Regions from separate parts of the Homo sapiens genome. Here region 2 is linked to region 1. A link is an interaction called in ENCODE POLR2A ChIA-PET data of the cell type or tissue named here. Cell type or tissue: OCI-LY7. All regions are shown on one strand. Links, peaks and the distances in the headings refer to the core of each region. The heading gives the core; the rest is flanking DNA.

Region 1 (8,579 bases), core at 1,796-6,795:
AAAAGAAATTACATGTAATCATTTGCTACCTACTCCCAACAATAGCTTAAGTCTCAATATGTAAGTACAAAAGTACTAAAACAAGTAGGGGAAAATCAAATTCGATTAGATAGAAAAGGAAAAAAATAAATGAGATATTTGCTTGTCAATCTGTCCACATCCACTTTCTTAATGTCATACCAGAAAGTCAACGATTACTAACTCGAGCAACCTGAAGCATTCAAGGTTTTTCACCTACTCCCAGTACTCAGTACCAGAAAACCTGATTCAAAATAATTAAATAGGAAGCTAACTAATGGTTAGTTTCCATGTGGAAGACATGGTTTTTTTCTCAGCAAATGCCGGATAAAGTTCAAGACACAGCGTTATTCCATTAACTACTGAGGAGCTGTCATCCAAGAGCAAATTAAATTCAAATAGACCTGCACGTCAAATTCAGGATTTTGAGTTTTTGTAAAAAATCTCTCTTTATGATAAACATACGGGTAAAAATGAATGACTTTACCTTTTCCTTCCTCCCAGTTCATGCTTAAACAACTGTCATCAGCTTGCGTCTCCAGTACTCCCGGGCTCATGGCACACAGTCCCACCAACTTCCCATCTGTTGTCTTCTCACCTGTACATTCTCAACGCTGCTTCACTGCTTATGCAATCTATTCTGAATTATCTTTCTTTCAAGAGAAATCCCAAGTAAAACAACAAGAAGAAACGTAGGTAGTAAATGCTTCCTGAGTAGGAGAAAAAGGGTAATGACACAGGCCAGAACCATCCCACACCCCAAATGTCAAATACACTTAGCCATGTGGAGAAAGCTGGTGTGAATAGCCAATCCTGTTGTTCTGACCTAGCAAGAGATCTAGGTACTCTTCGAGAAATCCAAGTATTTCTCAGTCTTACTCTATATTATTTTTTTAGAAGGAAATATTAAACAGGCCAAAGTTTTAATGTACTCTTGAAAAACAAAGACATAATTGGGATACCTCTTAGAAATTAATTGGATACTCTTGAAAGACATATTGGATTCCTCTAATAATACCTCAATTATTATCCATAATGGAATACCTATAATTAGATATTTCTTAGAAATAGTCTTCTTTTGAAGGTAGAACTAAAAATTGTGGTAATCAAGACCATGTGAAACATAATTGTCTCTTACTATAAACAGTACGTAAGTTTTTACTCCTTAAAACTAAGGAGTTACATGCCTATAGGCTATGAAGTCAAAGTTATAAAAAACATATGTAATTTTTATAATAGAAAAACCTTTACATAGCAGAGATGCATTTTGTTTTTTAAAAAATTCCAAGCATTCCAAAAAGGCAGGACTTATGACTCAGTGACATAGAGGAAAAAAGTTACATATTTCATCTCCTTGAGATGTGAACAATCCAAAATGATTCTTCAAAAAGTGATTTATTTTTCTGTGTACAATAACACCAATTCCCTAAAGCAATGGCTCTCAGACATTTTTCAAGCAATGAGCTTTCAAAAACAAAAATCTTAGTCAAACCACCACTGTATAAAAGAGATTCAGGTAGACAAGTGCCAGCACCCAATAGTGGGTGTCCAGAGCCAGTCCCCTTGACCTTCCCCACTCAGCAGCCCCCCAGGCACCATTGCAGAAGCCTAAACCTGCACCATGCACAGACTAAAAACCAACCCTTTCGTTTCTCACTTTGGGCAAAACCAACAATGGATAGTTAAAAAAATGAATGAAATGCAGTGAGCACTTCATTTAAAAAAAAAAAAGAATATCAAACAAGAAATCCTTTCACCATTGATTCATTGCAAAATGAGCTCTTCAATCAGTAAACAGGAGAATCCTGAAAGCCTCTAATGAATTTCCCCACACCTGAGATGCCTGTGAATGGCTCCAAGGTTTCCTTGCATTTCTTCCTTTGTGTCATATTACTATTCACCGGTCTTCACAGCATGAAACCCCCAATAGTAGAGCCTCAGGAAGCTCAGGGCATTTGATAACACACTCCCAGCTCCTCCTGTCCCTCCCATTGGGCCACAACTTCACAGGGGCACAAGCAATTCACATCCACTCCCCTCCAGGTTTCAAGAAAAGTCTTCATTCCAGAAAGAGGCTAACTCACTCCTACTGCCTCATACCTCACATTTCTATCAAAAATAAGAAAGTGACTTGAATTATCCACCCTACCACTTGATTTTAAAAGCTAACAATTATAATTACTTTTACAGTGATTATAGATGTGACTGTGCCTCTCACCGAGTGTCAAGAACCCCTTGTGAAAAGAATTTTGGCAGAGAATGCAAGGGGCACCTTGAAATCTGACAGCTGCCTTTCAAGTTTAGGCATTCTAAGGTTGGTAGCAGGTATCACTTGCTTATATATACCTAATCATAGAACAAGACAGATTGGTTGGGCCATGTAAGGAAGGAAAGCCATTCTGAAACGTCTGAGTTTGCACTAAATTACCAGGAAAGGAGAACCAGCAGTTCTACCTGCTCTATGTGTCTCTTGCACTATAAAGTGTTCATTATATGAGAAGCAAGTACTATCTGATAGGAAAGAATGGAAAGTCGCCTTTCCCCTCGTGTCTTGTCATTAGAATTGTCAAAGAAGGGAATACTTCAGCACAGAATGTATAAGGAATTTTCATATTCTGCTGATGGCCTGAAAAAGCAATCTGCTCCAAAAATGCAAATGATGGGAGAGCCAACATTCAAAGCTTTTTTTTTTTTTTCTTGGTTGGGGGGTAGGGGACGGAGTATCACTCTGTCATCCACGCTAGAGTGCAGTGGCATGATCTCAGCTCACTGCAACCTCCACCTCCCGGGTTCAACCAATTCTCCTGCCTCAGCGTTCCAAGTAGATGGGATTTCAGGTGCCCACCACCACGCCGGGCTAATTTTTGTATTTTTAGTAGAGACGAGGTTTCACCATATTGACCAGGCTGGTCTTGAACTCCTGACCTCATGATCCGCCCACCTCGGCCTCCCAAAGTGCTGGGATTACAGGTGTAAGCCACCACACCCAGCTATTCAAAGTATTTTTAACCAATGTAGTTTATGTCTGTTTGATTATCCAAAATCAACACAGTTATTCCCTTACACAAAAAGATAGTGTAATTGGAAGGGATAATGTTTTATTAGGATACTTACCCTAATTATTATTAGGACACTTATCCCTAATTATTTTGGAATTTTTACTTTATTATGCAGAAACTTTAAAATTTGGAGAAACTGCTAAAGCACAACTAAGGAGACTAAGAGAAATAGAAAGCTACTAAAATGAATCAGCTAGATATTACTGATGCCACAGGATATTAATGTAAATAAAAATCCAGTTGATCTGCACTGAGGTCTTAATTCCAAGCTATGCTATGAAATTCTAAGAGTTACTCAAGTACAGGGGACAAACAGAAGAGGAGACATATGTATACTCTCAATGTGTTTATATGCCTTTGTGAGACATCGAGTCATCACTGTGAAGTAGCTAGAATAACAGATATGAATGCATAAATATGGGAGGGAGGTAGCAAAGGGGAAAGTTTTTGAGAAGGGTGGGTGGTGATGAAGAAAGGCTGAAGTGTTGCCTTGTAAAATGGAGACATATTCTCGGGAAGCTAATATTCTAATAAAGCAGAAAAAAAGAGCAGCAATCTAAAGGTCCCATCCTTGCCTTGTTAGGAAAGCTATCCCCATATCAGCTAAGAACACACCAGGCAACCAGTTTCCACTCAATGCAATCTGAAAATCAGCATTATGTTGATCTTGGTACTTCTGCCCAATAGAGTAGTTTGGTTAGCTACTGGTTCCTTTTCCTAACAGAAACTATTAGTGAACCCAATGGTACTAATTGAGTCTAGTAAAGTGCTGAGCATTATCAGCCATTAGCTGAAGTTCTACCCTAAATACAATCCAAATACAATGGCAGGGTGACCTGCTGGCTGGTAGCAGTAGCAACAGCAATGAAGGAAGCAAGGGCTTATGGTAGACCTCCTTTGTGGCCAGTGTTGTAGCTCTACTCTCCGCTTGCATCTCCAACCAGCTCTCTGGTCATTCAAGGACAAGATGAACCAGCGTACATTCTTTCAATCAGAAAAACAGTTCTAATGCATGCCCTAACCTAAGAGGACATGAACAAATGGAAACATAGGCTGCCCCTCTCGTAGTCAGGGAACTGCAATTACTTAAATAAACTGTATATCTATTAATTACTTTTTTTTTTTTTTTTTGAGATGGAGTCTCACTCTGTCTCCAGGCTGGAGTGCAGTGGCGCGATCTCGGCTCGCTGCAAGCTCTGCCTCCTGGGTTCACACCATTCTCCTGCCTCAGGCTCCCTAGTAGCTGGGACTACAGGTGCCCGCCATCACGCCCAGCTAATTTTTTGTATTTTTTAGTAGAGACGGGGTTTCACCATGTTAGCCAGGATGGTCTTGATCTCCTGACCTCATGATCTGCCCTTTTTAAAAGAATAATGCTCAAACTCAATGAGTACATACATGATATTACACATAAGTTGTCATTATTTGAAAAAATGAAATAGATTAGAAAATATCCTCTAGCATAAACAAACCCAGGAAATATTTAGGTCTTAGATGTAAGAAAGTAAATATTCACCTATTCAGGCTCTGTGAGGTGGCAGTATTGTATCACTGTGCCTCCTGTGGTAGAGAAGAGGACTTCTGTTTTCTCGCCACTGTTTCATGGCTTAAAGTGCTCAAAAAGCACTTTATTTAGTCTATAATTTCTTAGTTTTAACATCGTCATTTCAACAGTTTCTAGGATGGCAATGAGATCACAACTTTGTAACTTGGAGACTATTAACCTTCTAAAAATGGAACTGATATGCAAATATAGCCCTATTAACCTTTTTGTGGGTTAAAAAAAAAAAGTAGGCACTTCATCAGGAAGGAGAAGCATCTTAAAGTATTAGCAAGAACTGTTTTCCAAACAATCTCTTTGCTGCTTGAAATTAGGTTATGAATAAAGTCTGTTACAACTAATTTAGTGAGATCTAATATTTTTTCTTACAAAATATATATTGGTGCTGATGTCCAAGCATGGCCAACAATGTACATGACGTTGTGATAAGCTAACTCCAAATCCTACAGAGGACAGAACATCTGGCACATCGTTTTTTTTTTGAGACGGAGTCTCGCTCTGTCGCCCAGGCTGCAGTGCAGTGGTGCTATCTCAGCTTGCTGCAAGCTCTGCCTCCTGGGTTCACGCCATTCTCCTGCCTCAGCCTCCCAAGTAGCTGGGACTACAGGCACCTGCCACCACACCTAATTTTTTTTTTTTTTTTTTTTTTTTTTTAGTAGAGATGGGGTTTCACCATGTTAGCCAGGATGGTCTCGATCTCCTGACCTCCGTGATCCTCCCGCGTCGGCCTCCCAAAGTGCTGGGATTACAGGCGTAAGTCACCGCGCCTGGCCCTTGGCACATCTAGTTTTAACATTTGCAAACTGCTGCTCCTTTTTTTTTGAGATGGAGTCTGGCTCTGTCCCCCAGGCTGGAGTGCAGTGGCCCGATCTCGGCTCACTGCAAGCTCCGCCTCCTGGGTTCACGCCATCCTCCTGCCTCAGCCTCCCGAGTAGCTGGGACTACAGGCGCCCACCACCACGCTTGGCTAATTTTTTTGTATTTTTAGTAGAGATGTGGTTTCACCGTGTTTGCCAGGATGGTCTCGATCTCCTGACCTCGTGATCAGCCCACCTCAGCCTCCCAAAGTGCTGGGATTACAGGCATGAGCCACCGCAACTGGCTTTTTCTTAAAAGCACATTTCTTCTTGCCTTCTTTCCATGTTCTCATTACCCTACAGGGTAAGGCCCAAGAGGTAGAAATCCATTCCCAGTTTTCCAAACAATATAAACTTATCAAAGAAGGTGGGAGTGAATATGAGAATAACAGCTCAATGATATTTTTGGCATGGCAATTTTGCATTCATCATGGTAGCTACCTCTTCAATATCACCACTGTGCCTTGCCCACTCCTGTTTTAATCAGTGGTTCCCTGCCTCCCACAATTATTCACACAGCCCTGCTAAATAATTTTCTTCCCTATGCCTGGCATAACAACAAAGCTCAGAAGCAGGAAGGAACGCCACTTAAAGGCAGGTCAGACAATGATGTAATTGACCAATCAAGGAGAAGTGGTATTTCAAAGAGCCTTATAGAGCAAGAGCCAGGCTGATTTCTTGGGTCAGGACATTACCAGAAAACCAGAGCCGCTAAAGCACGAATATCTAAATCAAAAATTTTTTTTCAAATGAATAAAAGCATGTGCCAATATTACCCCCTCCTGTTAAAGTTAAAAGTTTCATATAGAAATTTTAATTAGAAACAAATTGGAAACCAGTTTGGAAGAGGAATCTTCACCCCACCTGAGCAAAGTGCAGGTGTAGATTTTTGTATGTCTTTGCCAATTAATTTCCTATAACAGGAATTTATCATGAAGGAAACAAAGTCAACACACAAAGAACAAATTCTACACATTAGGTGCTAGGGATGTAAAGGTGATTAAACCCAGCTCCTACTTATTAAGAGTCAACTAGTTGAGGAGGTTTTCAACAGAGGATTTCATATAATCATATGCAGGAGAATGTGTGGGTTTATGGTTTCAGCCACAAGTTCAACAGACAGAAACGAGTTGTCTTGTTTTATCTTCCCAAGAAAAACAAAGAACAAGTTGATGAAGGGCTGGGACTCAAACTCGTGACTTCAAAAGATTTAGAAAACAATGGGACATGGCTTTCAAAGTATGCTCTTAATAAATACTCCAAGCCATGTGATCAGAAGTATCTCCAGCTATGAATAAGAAAAGTCTATTTCACTTAGATTGCTGTGTTTTGAATTCAAGAAAGAGATCTGCTCATAGATGAGAAGATCCTCATTCCACGTTGCAGAAGCATTGGTCATTTTTACTCATTTAATATATAGTTATCCATTTTTTAATAACAACTATGGTATGATGCATTAGGTTCCAAAGTACTCACCGACTGGGTAAATAGCAAATGCCAAAGTTAATAAAACTAAAACTTTAGTCCAAGACCTCCCACATACACCTAAAGGTAAAAATTATGAATTAAAATATTTACATAAATTAACTTAGGTGTCATATACCTCTTAATGGTCAAATGGTCAAGGTAACACTACCAAGAAAATTAAGATGATCGAGGTGACAAACATCGAAGTACTTTTTATAATCTGGCAAAGCAATGTGAATTCAGAACTACCACTCTAGACCCAAGTCACTTCTGACCTTATGAGAATTTCTTCCGGACAGAGACCACATCTTAGCCATCTTTATATCCCAGCATCTAACCTAGCACCTAGCAAATCAGTCACTCAGTAGTAGAGTGGATAACTTTTCTGATTGTACTTGGAGGAGAGAAAATATTAAAGGCCTGGTTCTCATCTGTATTCACTTCCAGAAATTCACAAGCTGAAAATATTGACCATTTGTTTCAGGTAAGGAGCTTCTATAAATTAAGGTAGGCACCCCTGAAAGAAATGTTTCAGTACTTAGGAGCAATGGCTACAGATACCTATTCCCCAAAGTCCAAGTGAAAAGCATGACTTGTCTGGCAGCTTGGCCCTTTTCCCACATCCAAAATAATCAGTTGTACAAAGTAGGCTTAGTCCCAAAACTGCTCAGACTTTGTTCCTTCAGTAACATCTGGGTTCAGCATGATTCCTGACCTCTATCTCAAACTGGAGATTTCAAACACTAAAAACTTCACTCTCCAAGAAAGTAATGTCATAAAGTCAAGGCCAGGGGAAACAAAGAAGCCAGGATTAGCAGAAACACTTCGGAGAAAGGATTCTGACATACATATAAATGTTTCTAAACGTCTAAAATATTGAAATGACTTTTCAAGAAGGAAATTTTAAGTGCACCTCCTCAGATGAAAAATATTCATACTACTGAGGAGAAAGACGTTTTTCAGGAAGTTAAATGGTCATACCAGGTAGATAAAATAAGCTTTTTCTTTCCAGAGAGAGCATACTCTTCTCTCTGCTGTAGAGTTTGGCTCCAAAAACCTGGTTCATAATCTGAGACCCAAAAACTGATTATTTTAAAAAGACATGTCTTAAGCTGACCTAGTTTGGAAGCCTGAATGCCTTTAAATTGCCAATGAACTGAAACCATTCATGAGAATGGGCCTTTTGAATGCTGAGAATGTTCTTTGGGACTCAGCACAAAGATATTTGGCATAGATGACTGTAAATATTTGTAAAACTCTGGGTAAATGGGCAGGATTTGACCACACTCAAGCCCGACTTCCAGCACAGTAGTGTAGGAGAAAGTTATCTAGGGTGATTGTTTGGGGTTTTGGGGGGTTTTTTTGGTTGAGTTTTGTTTGTTTTAAATAAAAAGCCAAGCAACCCAATTCTACTACTCAACATCTTTTTCACGTTCACTATATATGTTTACCTTTTTTTAATCAAGATAATTAATTAGTCAGAGACTACTTTTGAAACTGAGGTTTTTCCCTTTCCCACTTTTCTAAGTTTATGCCCACGACAAAAATAAAAAAAAAAATGCCAGTCAAAGGTGTGCAAGGGCAGAGCAGGAGTTGTGTGAAACCATGACCTTGGAT
Region 2 (5,000 bases), core at 1-5,000, 150 kb after region 1:
AAATTGTTTCCCCCCCTTTTTTTTCCCTGATAAATGTCTCTCCAACAAGCATTGTTGCTTTAAATTTAGCACTGTCTTCAGCTTTTTATTGCTGATTCAGTTTCTGTGAAAGGCCTTTGAAAGGTAAGTTCTGGCAGGAGGAACAGTGTATCTGTGGCAACTTTGTTTTTCCTTATTCCATTTTATGAAGACTCAGTTCTAAATGTCAGCCATGTTAGGAACTTCATAAATGGAGCTATTTTTGGTCATTACTATGGAAGGACCTCTTTTCTAAGAAGCCATAAAGAAAAGTTGCAAGTTAGTCACAGAAGTTTTGGATTGCCTGTAGATTTCTTTATGATAGGAAATTAGTGAGTTAATATTCTGTTTATTTTCTGACACAGATTTTTCTTTGATAAATAAAAGACTCTTATTCATTAAGATCAGCTTCTTGTTCTGTTTTTCTTGGAGTAAATAACTGTGAATTTGGGTAGATTGATTTTACTTTGTTCAGTTTCCTCTGTAAAATGAGGATTTTGAACTGTATAGTCAAATATACTCTATTCATTGTTGAAGTAAGAAATCTTATGCAAGCCGAGTAAGTTTATAGTTCTCCTTTGGCTAATTATATGAGGTTAAATTGTATTTATTTTCCTCCTAGTTTCATGTTTAACTTTAGATGTGTAGAAGACTAAGGTGTTTATAAGTAAATTCAGTGTTAAGATGAAATCACTGAAATCCATATAGTTAATTGAAATGACAGTTTTACAAAAGTAATTTAAAAGAAAATGTCAGATTTAGCATATTAGCTGATAATTGCTAAAGCACTTGTTTGAGGTTTTCTGTACCTGTACCTCTACCTCTGTTTTTATGATATGCAGTGAGTGAGTCACAATAGTTTTGCAATTCTTTTCCTTGTAATTAAATAAAAGAGTATTCTTTGTGAGAGTAACTTCAGAAAGAAATCCCTTTATAAAAGAGCCATTTTGAATTTCCTTATTAGCTTGTCTCTTGGACATTGGCTTTTTAGAACAGTAAAAGGAGAGCAATTGGGAAGGAAGTGGTGGATGATTTTCTTTTTTTCTTTTGATGAGAAATAGGAAAATAAACAGGTTATTTTCTCTAAATTGATTATGAAAATCAGCTGGTTCCTATGTGGGATTAGCTTCTTCAGGGCAGGATTGCTAAAATGAGTGTATTAGTCCTTTCTCACGCTGTTAATAAAGACATACCCAAGACTGAGTAATTTTAAAGGAGTTTAGTTGACTCACAGTTCCACATGGCTGGGGTGGCCTCACAATCATGGTGGAAGGCGAATGAGGAGCAAAGACCCATCTTACGCGGCAGCAAGCAAGAGGGTATGTATAGGGCAACTCCCTTTTATAAAACCATCAGATCTGGTGAGACTGTTTCACTGTCATGAGAACAGCATGAGAAAAACCCACCCTCGTGATTCAGTTACCTCCCACTGGGTCCCTCCCACAACGTGGGGATTATTACAATTCAAGGTGAGATTTGGGTGGGGACACAGAGCCAAACCGTATCAATGAGCCGTTGAGGTTAAACCACATTTGGTCATAAACCACATTTGGTCATGCTATTCACAGGTGTTAACCTTGAGGCATAGAGAAATTACTGCAGAGTACAGAAAAAAGGGGGAAATAGTACATATTGGAGAAAACAATTCTAACAGTCTTTTAGACTCTTTAAAAGCATATTTTATTTCTTTTTCATCTTATCCTAATACCTCTGTCTTCAATTTTTATTTTCTAGTGTTTTTATAGCGCATACGTATCTCGAAAGTATGAAACAAACTGTGGAGTTTTACGAGTATTTAGAATTTATCTGAATGTTGCCATATGTTATCAGGAATGTTTTCTGCTGAAATAATTGTCAGCCTTACTAATAATGTTCGAAACAGGAGTTTATTTTTCTTTCATGACAAGAAGCCCACAGACAGGGACATTCTAGGGCCAGTACAGCAGTTCAAGAAAGGAATTGAGGATGTGGGTACTGTCCTTTCCTGATCTCTCATCTTTAGTATATGGCAATTAACTTCATGATCACAAGGTGGTTGTTTTACCTTTAGACATTGTATTCATGTTCCAGATAAGGAAGAGCAAAAGGTTTTCTTCTAGTGATGTTTTGGCTTTTTTCCCTGAATGGGATGCCTTTTACCAGAGATCTCCATATACATGGCATCAGCCAGCACTTTGTTGTCTGCCCACCTAACTGCAAGAGAAGCTCTGAGATCTAGGTGTCAGCTTTCCTACCTTTATAAGAGGAAGGCAGATCAAAAGTGGGTGGTTCAGTGAGCCATCTTACAATGTTTGCCAAGTCAGAGAAACTCCATTATAATTTTTGGTAAACTATCTATTTGGACCATTCAAGGGATTATCTGGTAGTGGTAAGGTGAATGTGAAAGTTTTGTTAGTCCTTTCACATTGTGTTTTAGAAAACTAAACTATCTCTTCCTCTCACACGTTGATCAGAGGAATTGCAAAATCTGTATAAACCATTTAAACCTTTCGTTGGAAGGCAGAATTGAATAATCACCATACTAAAACCCATTTAAACTTGCTTTCATAATCTTCTGTGAAATATAACTAGACTTGCACATTCTTTCCTCTTGGCATTCTGAGTTTTCTCAGCCAAATTGTTGAAAGAATAGTGTATTTTAAGCTAATTTTTATTTTGTTCATCTGTTCACCCAGTACAACCTTTCTGCTGTGAGGACAGAATTCTGGCTCTGTGACAGGCGTCTTTTTTGGAGACCCTCCTTCAAGAGCCCTGCTGCCTATAAATCATAGGTAAGCCTTGCTTTCCCAAGATTTTTTTTGCCTTCCTTCAAAAAGTGCTTATGTCATTCCTCTGATTCTGTACCTTCATGGTTATCAGAGACAGGGAGAATCCCCTTCACGTTTTTGAAACTTCTGTATTACTGATCCTTTAAAAATTTAGGTTATAGTACATTGTACTATCTGACATTAATGGCAGCTGTTCATTTTTATTTGTTCCCCTTTAGAACATCTGAAATAGTTGATGGTCCTGATTGAACCACTCAGCATATAGAGAAGTAGCAAACTCGAATCTTTAAATCTCATGACAATTTGGAAATCAGCTTTTTCTTTATTCTTTTTTTAAAAAAACTTAACCTAATTTTCCCCCCATTTTGTTAAAAGACTCAGTCTTGTCTCCACTTAGGTTAAATAACAAGATGTTAACCATTGTGAGTATTTTCAACATTATTTCCTCAATGCCATATAATTTTTATTATAATCACTAAAGTTTTCAAGATATTTTGAAAGAGACTTAAAATGGGGGTCAGTACTTCACTTATTTTTGAGACAGAGTCGTACGTCTTACTCTGTTGCCCAGGCTGGAGTACAGTGGTGAGATCATGGCTCACTGCAGCCTTGAACTCCAGGGTTCAAGTGATCCTGCCACCAAGTGGCTAGCAATTTTTAAATTTTTTGTAGAGAGAGGTTCTTGCTCTGTTGCCCACTGGCTTTTGATTTCTGAGGTAACCACTTTTTGATTGCTCAAGTCAGTGAATTGGGAGTATGCTAAATGCTGTTAGGGTTACAGAAGATATTTTCCAAGCAAATGCCATTTGATACTTAGCATTATAGGATTTCTAAAGAAGGAAAATCTTCATGCCTCTTGAGGAAAGGCTTTGGGTAGAAGTGGAAGTACTACCAATTCAAGTTGACCTTGGGAATGGAGAGGAAAGTTGTACGTGTGAACAAAGATAAGGAACAGGGAAGGCAGGGTGCCTTTGACTAACTCGTGGTTAGAGTTGTGTGCCCAGAAGTAGAGCAATGAGAGATGAAACTAAGGTAATGTAGGTTGAACCCATGCTATAGAGAACCCATGAAGCTGGGCATTGTTGTGTGACTAATATGTTTGGTGGTAGGTTCATTATTCTCACTCATTCAAAATGATTATCTTATTCTATACCTGAGCATTTTACTAAGTGGGAGAAAAAAAAAATGAGACACGTCCTCTGGTCTTCCAGGAAGTACCACTCAGTAAGCATTTATTAGCAACTGCAAGGAAGAAACTATTCAAAGTGTATATACCATGTGCTTTCACATCTTGCATCTCATTTAGTCTTGACTCCATGAGAGGTGAGGTATGTCTCCTCATTTTTGTATTTGAGGTTATAATAAATATATAAGAAACCTTTTTTAGTGCTTTCTCTTCACAGTAGTCACCTCTTACCTGAACGGAGTACATTTCAAGACCCCCAGTGTATGCCTGAAACTGCAGATCATGCCAAGCCCGATTGCTGTCATTTGGGACATGTTTCTGTTCACGTTTCCCACCCTCAAATTATGCCTTTTTCATCATAACTAAGCACTTATCCTGCACTGTGGCCATAACTTTCGCAGTTTGAGGTTTGACAGCAGAGCCAGCACAAAGTTCTTTTCCCTTCACAATTTCACATATAGAAGATTTGTTCTTACTATAGATCTTAGAAACCTCAACATATGATTTTTTTCTTTCCTTGAGTAAAGAGCTTTCACTTAAAAGAACCCACTTTATGGCTTCTCTTTGGCATGTTTGAATTGCCAACATTACTACTTCTGGGCTTTGGGGCCATTATTAAGTCACATAAGGGTACTTGGGCACAAGCACAATGATACTGCAACAGTTGATAGGATAACCAAGATGGCTGCTAGTGACTAATGGGCCAAGGTTCTGGGAGCATCTACAGTGTGGATATGCTGGACAAAGGGATGATTCACATCCCGGGCAGGAGTGAGCAGGATGACATGAGATTTCATCACACTACTCAGAACAGCATGCAATTTTAAATTTATGAGTTGTTTACTTCTGGAATTTTCCATTTAATATTTTCAGACTATGGTTGACAACAGGTAGTTGAAACCACATGCAGAAAGAGAAACCATAGATAAAGGGAGACTGCCGTATTATTCTTTCTTCTTTTTTGAGACAGAGTCTTGCTTTGTTGCCCAGGCTGGGGTACAGTGGCACGATCGATACTCACTGCCACC

Evidence for each region. Peaks named below come from ENCODE experiments on the same cell type or tissue, not always from the same donor. Only the 100,000 strongest peaks of a DNase experiment are listed, where the experiment ranks them.
Region 2: POLR2A ChIA-PET joins it to region 1 with 8 read pairs; 3 of 35 experiments call an interaction of 5 or more read pairs at or near these places.

The regions. Positions count from the first base shown.
Region 1 is chr6:18,388,749-18,397,327 of GRCh38, reverse strand. The region is part of intron 1 of RNF144B (ring finger protein 144B); the gene reads right to left. Among named protein-coding and RNA genes, the nearest start is that of RNF144B, 5.7 kb to the right of the region's middle. In OCI-LY7, for the core only: a CTCF peak has its summit at 4,630; DNase peaks (open chromatin) are centred at 4,657, 5,097, 6,147 and 6,637; H3K4me3 peaks cover 4,147 bases; H3K27ac peaks cover 3,679 bases.
Region 2 is chr6:18,242,297-18,247,296 of GRCh38, reverse strand. The region is part of intron 7 of DEK (DEK proto-oncogene); the gene reads left to right. Among named protein-coding and RNA genes, the nearest start is that of DEK, 20 kb to the left of the region's middle. RefSeq lists a silencer at 1,608-1,667 and an enhancer at 4,565-4,859. In OCI-LY7, for the core only: no CTCF peak of the experiment used is centred there; no DNase peak of the experiment used is centred there.